Linked DNA regions of Homo sapiens: region 1 is linked to region 2. Evidence: read pairs that join two places in POLR2A ChIA-PET (ENCODE). Cell type or tissue: OCI-LY7. All regions are shown on one strand. Links, peaks and the distances in the headings refer to the core of each region. The heading gives the core; the rest is flanking DNA.

Region 1 (3,589 bases), core at 596-3,095, 210 kb before region 2:
TTGTAGGTAAAAAGGATGTGGAGTCTGGAATAGTCTATGCTTATGAAACCGCAAGCAAAATTCCTAGAGTGGCCCTGAATTCAACCCATCTTCCTGGGACTATGACACTCATGGCTATGGGTGAAACCAACCTTTGAACAGTCATTGCATTCCAGTACTCCCATAACTTGCTAGTCATTGCATTTTTTTCAAGGCCTCTTTTGAAGAGTTATTAAGGAAGGTAAAAGTGCATAAAGGTCAAAGTCTTAAGAAAGTCTGATTAAATAATTGCAAAAACAATTTTTTTTTTTTGAGGCAAAGTCTTGCTTTGTTGCCCAGGCTGGAGTGAAGTGGCATGATCTCGGCTCACTACAACCTCCGCCTCCCAGGTTCAAGCGATTCTCCTGCCTCAGACTCCTGAGTAGCTGGGATTACAGGCATCTGCCACCATGCCTGGCTACAGAAATGTTTTTTTAAAAAAAGAACATATCATGAGTTGGCATAGCCACTAATTATGTTAACATAGTTAATAACTGGGGAAAACCTGAATGAGGGAAGTGTTTAGATTACATCTTGGTAAATTATTTTGATTTGGTTCAATTGCCTTTTGGGAAGTTAAAAAAAGGGAAGGGGCTATCTACTGGTTGCCAAAAAAATTACTGATATTCTTAGACTTGTCAAAAGACAAAGTTACAACAAGTTTAGTTTAAATATCTCAGTTGGGCTGGGTGCGGTGGCTCATGCCTGTAATCCCAGCACTTTGGGAGGCTGAGGCGGGTAAATCACTTGAGGTTAGGAGTTCAATACCAGCCTGGCCAACATGGTGAAATCCTGTCTCTACTAAAAATACAAAAATTAGCCGGGCATGGTGGTGTGCACCTGTAGTTCTAGCTACTTGGCAGGCTGAGGTGGAAGAATCCCTTGAACCCAGGAGTTGGAGGTTGCAGTGAGCTGAGATCTCACCACTACACTATAGCCTGGGCAACAGAGTGTGACTCTGCCAAAAAAAAAAAAAAAAAAAAAATCTCAATTGGCTTTATTTGCAATTCTAGAAACAGGTAACACTTTGTTCCACAAAACAGAATCATGAGCTGAGCAGAAGGCATTGGCTTCACAGAGCAAGAAGGAATGAAGAAAGAAGCAGGCTGGGTGCAGTGGCTCACACCTGTAATCCCAGCACTTTAGGAGGCCCAGAAGGGTGGATCACTTGAGGTCACGAGTTCAAGATCAGCCTGGGCAACATGCTGAAACTCCATCTCTACTAAAAAATACAAAAATTAGCCGGGTGTGGTGGCCCATGCCTGTAATCCCAGCTACCCGGGAAGCTGAGGTGGGAGGATCATGGTGGACCAGCCCATGAGGTGGAGGTTGCAGTGAACTGAGATGGCACCACTGTACTCCTGCCTGGACGACAGAGCGAGCCTCTGTCTCAGGAAAAAAAAAAAAAAAAGAAGAAGCAAAGATTATGTCCATTGTTTCAAAGTGACTTTTCTTGTAAGATGAGACAAGGAGATAGAACAACAGAAAAATAACTGATTAGTTAACATCAGGCTTCTTGGGGCTACTTTTTCTGTGTGTGAAAGGATTAAAGCAGAGGGAAACTCATTATCGTGACTCTTGAAGATTAAGTGACCTGTTTGGGAATTTGGCTATCTCTCTCTCCTGCTTTCTCTTGAGACAGGAATAATACAGGGTGGTTGCAAGAGAACAGAAAATTCCAGGCAGCAGTTTCACATGCCTAGCAAAATGAAACTGTTGAAATAGCTCCATAAACTGGGGACTGATAAGACCATGAAAAACAGGATGTGGGCCAAGCTGGCTAAAACCAACTGGACCCAACAGAGAGCAGGATTTGACCTAGGTTTCTCCTAGGACCTCATTATTCACCCATTAATAAACAAATCGCACACCCACCTACACTGTGACAAGAACACTGTATTTGGTGTTAAAATGGGCAGCATCACAGTTCTGAGAAATCTTCACCTTTTTCCAGGAATCTTCATGAATAGTCCACCCCTTGGGTAAAGAAACCCATATAAGAAACCCCAAGCCCCTTTGTGCAGCTCTCTCATGAGTATGCCCATGCTCCCCTTTCTTGAGTGTGTATTTTTACTTTGCAATAAATCTCCGTACTTTCACGATTTTCTGACTCATCCTTGAATTCCTTCTCATCATGGTATCAAGAACCTGCACACTGGCCTGGGTCAGGGTTTCATCAGTGTTTGGGAACTTCCCCCAGCCCACTGGTCTCACTCTGAAGATCAGATAACAACTTATTGAAGTTTGGTGACAGAACTTTAGCATGGGTGACTCCATTTTGATTTTTGGTTTTGTCTGTTGGAGCATAGTACAGAAACTTAATCCAAAAAAACAACCTCCTATACTTTTTATTCAACAGAATCAACATTTCAGGTTTCTTTTTTAACCTGAAATTGGTGTTTCATTTAATAAATGCTTACCTAGTAGTTACTCGGTGGCATTATCCTGTACTTTACAGACATTAACTAATTTAGTTATCAATAACCCATTGAGTAGAAAAAACAGTTTTTCCTCTGCTCTCACACCAGTCTCACAGAAGACTTCTGTGACCAAATGTGTGGGAGTTTCTCTCCACCAGCAAGAAATAAAAAAAATTAGGGGGAAGGGCAAGGGGGTGCACCTATGGTCCCAGCTAGGGATGCTGAGGTGGGATTACCTCTTGAGCCTGAGAGGTTGATAGGCTGCAGTAAGCCTTGATCATGCCACTGCACTCCAGCCTGGGTGACAGAGCAAGACCCTGTCTAAGAAAAATTCTGCAATGGACACTAGCTGGGTGGTGGTGGTGGCAGCAGGGGGTGGGGGGGGCAGGTCCTCTAATTCAATCCGATTCTCATACTATCTACTTGGGTAGTGTCAGATGCCATAGGTTGAGGACTCAGTCCCACTTCCAATGCAATTGCAAGCCCCAGGTTGTTTTGTCTGTGCTTCTGACCTACCAACTATAAATCACGGTTCCATGACCCCCTTCTTGGGGGATTTATTTGCTAGAGCTGCTCACAGAGCTCAGGGAAATACATATCTACATTTATCAGTTCATTATAAAGAATATTATTGGCAGGTGCCTGTGATCCCAGTTACTCAGGAGGCTGAGACAGGAGAAACGCTTGAACAGGGAGGCAGAGGTTGCAGTGAGCCAAGATTGTGCCATTGCACTCCAGCCTGGATGACAGAGTGAGGCTCTGTATAAAATAAAATAAAGTAAAGTAAAAAGGCTGGGCACGGTGGCTCACGTCTGTAAACCCAGAACTTTGAGAGGCCAAGGTGGGCGGATCATGAGGTCAAGAGATCAAGACCATCCTGGCCAACATGGTGAAACCCCATCTCTACAAAAAATACAAAAATTAGCTGGGCATGGTGGCACGTGCCTGTAGTCCCAGTTACTCAGGAGGCTGAGGCAGGAGAACCGTTTGAACCAGGGAGCTGGAGGTTGCAGTGAGCCAAGATCGCGCCACTGCGCTCCAGCTTGGTGATAGAGCAAGACTCCGTCTCAAAAATATATATATATTGTAAAGGATACTTGAAAGGATGCATAGGGCAAGGTATGGGAAGGGGCATAGAGCTTCCATGCCCT
Region 2 (3,589 bases), core at 422-2,921:
CCAAAGTGGGAGGATTGCTTGAGCCTGGGAGTTCAAGACCAGCCTGGGCAATATAGTGAGACCCCATCTCTACTAAAAATAAAAAATTAGTTGAGTGTGGTAGCGTGCACCTGTGGTCCCAGCAGCTTGGGAGGCTGAGGTGGGAGGCACACTCAAGCCCAGGAGGTCAAGGCTGCAGCGAGCTGTTACTGCATCGCTGCACTCCAGCAACCTGGGTTATAGAACGAGACCTCATCTCAAGAAAAATAAATAAATAAATAAATAATAAAAAGGCACTAATAGACTTACCTCATAGAGTGAGAATTAAATGTATTAATACCTATAAAACACTTGGGAAAGTGCTTAAATGTAAGTGTTTAATGAAATCTTTGCCCCATTTCATCTGTTTCTTTAGGACTGAATCCTAAAAGTAAAATTGATGAGTCAAGGGGTATGATTGGTTTAAAGTAATTGTTACCTGAATTGCTTTCCTGAAATTTTCAGTCTCACCAACTGTGAGAATGGCATTCATTTCTTCCTTGTCAACACTGGTCATCACTTTTAAGTCTTTATTAGTTTGATAGATAAAATAGATGCATTTTTTCCTTAATTATTAGGTTAAAAGTGTTTTATTAACTGTTTATATATCCATTTTTATGAATTGAAATAGAATGAATCTATTTTTTCAAGATTAAAGGTGTTTGTCTAAGAGGAGCTATTTATTTTTAGTCAAGGCTTAATGAGGGCCAGCCCCAGTGGCTCATGCCTATAATCCCAACATTTTGGGAGACTGAGGCAGGAGGATTTCTTGAGTCCAAGAGTTCAAGACCAGCCTGGGCAATATAGCGAGACCCCATCCTGGAAAAAAGACATAATGGGAAAGAAACAAAAGAAAAAAAATGGCCGGGCATGGTGGCTCATGCCTGTAATCCCAGCACTTTGGGAGGCCGAGGCAGATGGATCACCTGAGGTCAGGAGTTGGAGACCAGCCTGGCCAACATGGTGAAACCCCATCCCTACTAAAAATACAAAAATTAGCCTGGCGTGGTGGCACATGCCTGTAATCCCAGCTACTCATGAGGCTGAGGCAGGAGAATCACTTGAACCCAGGAGGCAGAGTTTGCAGTGAGCTGAGATTGCACCATTGCACTCCAGCCTGGGCAACAAGAGAGAAACTCTGTTTAAAAAAAAAAAAAAAAAAAAAAGACATAATGAAAAGTACATGATACTACTGTCTTGGTTTTTTTTTTTTTTCTTTGATACTACTGTCTTGTGCTTGTCTTACCCTTTCCTAGGAAGCTTTATAAGCGATATGCTTTTCTACGTTGCGAAGAAGAAAGAGAGCAGTTTCTTTACCACCTTCTTTCTCTCAATGCTGTGGACTATTTCTGCTTCACCAGTGTGTTCACCACTATCAGTAAGTCTAGAGAATTGACCGTTAAGGGTTACTGAGGTGACCAATGCAATAAAAGCATTTATATTTTTTAAAGCAAGATATGCCATAGTACATGTGACATTGTGACATACGCCCAGGTCTCTGTTTAGGAGTAAAGGATATTCCCCAAATGCTAAGAGTGCTACAGGAAACCCTTGGCTGTCAGGCTTTAGAGAACGCCTTACTGAAGAAAAGTACCTCACTGGAGATGATACCTTCTGTCAGTTCCAGCCAGCATCCCATGACTGAACAAAGGGCTGTCCCGGAGCTCACCATGGGGGTTAGATAGATGAGGATTTCATTGAGACTGCATCGAAGCTTAACATCTTGCTTAACCAATCCTGCTTTCCTTCTCACATGTTGGTCCCAGGAGCAGCATTGTCCATGCTAATTTCTGACTCAGAGATTTCTTCCCAAGAAACCCAGTCTTTGATAGGAAATGTTACCTACAATAGATGAGAAAAGGAATGTTTTATTAAGTAAATATTTCAATATCTTAACGAAAACACATAAAATCAAAGTATCTGTGTGTTAATAATAAACTTATGCAATTGGACATCATTCAACTTTGGAAGGAAATGCTGATTGGAGAATTTTTTTTTTTTTTTTTTTTTTTTTTTGATAGAGTCTCACTCCATCACCCAGGCTGGAGTGCAGTGGCACGATCTCAGCTCACCGCAGCCTCCACCTCCTGGGTTCAAGGAATTCTTGTGCCTCAGCCTCCTGAGTAGCTGGAATTACAGGCACGCCCCACCACACCCGGCTAATTTTTGTATTTTTAGTAGAGATGGGGTTTCACCATGTTGGCCAGGCTGGTCTCGAACTCCTGACCTCAAGTGACCCACCTGCCTCAGCCTCCCAAAGTGCTGGGATTACAGGCATGAGCCACCACGCTGGACCTGGAGATTTTGTTGTTTTTGTTGTTGTTATTGTTTTTGGTTTTTTTGAGATGGTGTCTGGCTCTGTCACCTAGGCTGGAGTGCAGTGGTGGAATCTCAGCTCACTGCAACCTCCGTCCCCTGGGATCAAGCGATTCTCCTGCCTTAGCCTCCCAAATCACACATCTGTATATAGGCATATGTCACCATGCCCGGCTAATTTTTGTGTTTTTAGTGGAGACAGGGTTTCACCATGTTGGCCAGGCTGGTCTCAAACTCCTGACCTCAGGTGATCCATCCGCCTCAACCTCCCAATGTGCTAGGATTACAGGTGTGAGCCACTGAGCCTGTCCAAGAGATGTATTTTTTATAGAAAGCCGAATGATAGCATTTATTCTTTCCTTCATTGCTAATTCTTATTTGCAGTGGGTCCTCTTCCTTACTTTGGAGAATTTTTACTTGTATCAATTAGGAATTGCATTTAGCTGCAAGTATCAGAAACTTGAAAACCAGTGGTTTACAGCATAGTAATTTCACTTACATAATAAAGGTCTCAAAGTAGGCAGTGGGCAGTGCTGTCACGGACCCAGGCTCATTGTCTTTTTCCTGTTAGACATGCTCTGTGTGTGCTAGTTACCTCATGGTTTCAACATGGCTGTTCTCAGCATACCTTCCAGCAGGAAGGAGAGAGTGCCAAGGAGGGGCAGGATCTGTGCTAGAAAGACATAATTTTCCAAAAAATCTCAATAAATATCACTAACATTTCACTGGCCAGAATTGTGTAGGTTTTGGCTTTCCAGTCTCTGGTAACGGAAGACAAAGGAAAAGGGAATTGGAATGGGGATTAGGCCATCCTGTAATGCCTGTCAAGTTACTATTCGTTGATTAGGTTACTGCAGGTGTAAGAAACTAAAAAGTTATATACAGTTTTAAAATTGGGCCGGGCGCGGTGGCTCAAGCCTGTAATCCCAGCGCTTTGGGAGGCCAAGGCAGTTGGATCACAAGGGCAGGGGTTAGAGACCAGCCTGACCAACATGGTGAAACCCCGTCTCTACTAAAAATACAAAAATTAGCTGGGTGTGGTGGTGGGCGCCTGTAATCCCAGCTACTCAGGAGGCTGAGGTAGGAGAATTGCTTGAACCCGGGAGGCGGAGGTTGCAGTCAGCCGAGATTGCGCCACTGCACTCCAGCCTGGGCGACAGAGCGAGACTCCGTCTCAAAATAAATAAATAAATAAATTAATTAATTAATTTAATTAAATCGAAGAGGCCAGGCACAGTGGCTCACACCTGTAATG

What was found. Peaks named below come from ENCODE experiments on the same cell type or tissue, not always from the same donor. Only the 100,000 strongest peaks of a DNase experiment are listed, where the experiment ranks them.
Region 1: POLR2A ChIA-PET joins it to region 2 with 5 read pairs; 3 of 35 experiments call an interaction of 5 or more read pairs at or near these places.

The regions. Positions count from the first base shown.
Region 1 is chr12:31,617,033-31,620,621 of GRCh38, reverse strand. No RefSeq gene overlaps it. Among named protein-coding and RNA genes, the nearest start is that of DENND5B, 28 kb to the right of the region's middle. In OCI-LY7, for the core only: no CTCF peak of the experiment used is centred there; no DNase peak of the experiment used is centred there.
Region 2 is chr12:31,407,070-31,410,658 of GRCh38, reverse strand. It overlaps DENND5B (DENN domain containing 5B), which reads left to right. Exons shown (of 21, transcript NM_144973.4): 14 at 1,275-1,396. Among named protein-coding and RNA genes, the nearest start is that of LINC02387, 40 kb to the right of the region's middle. In OCI-LY7, for the core only: no CTCF peak of the experiment used is centred there; no DNase peak of the experiment used is centred there; H3K27ac peaks cover 422 bases.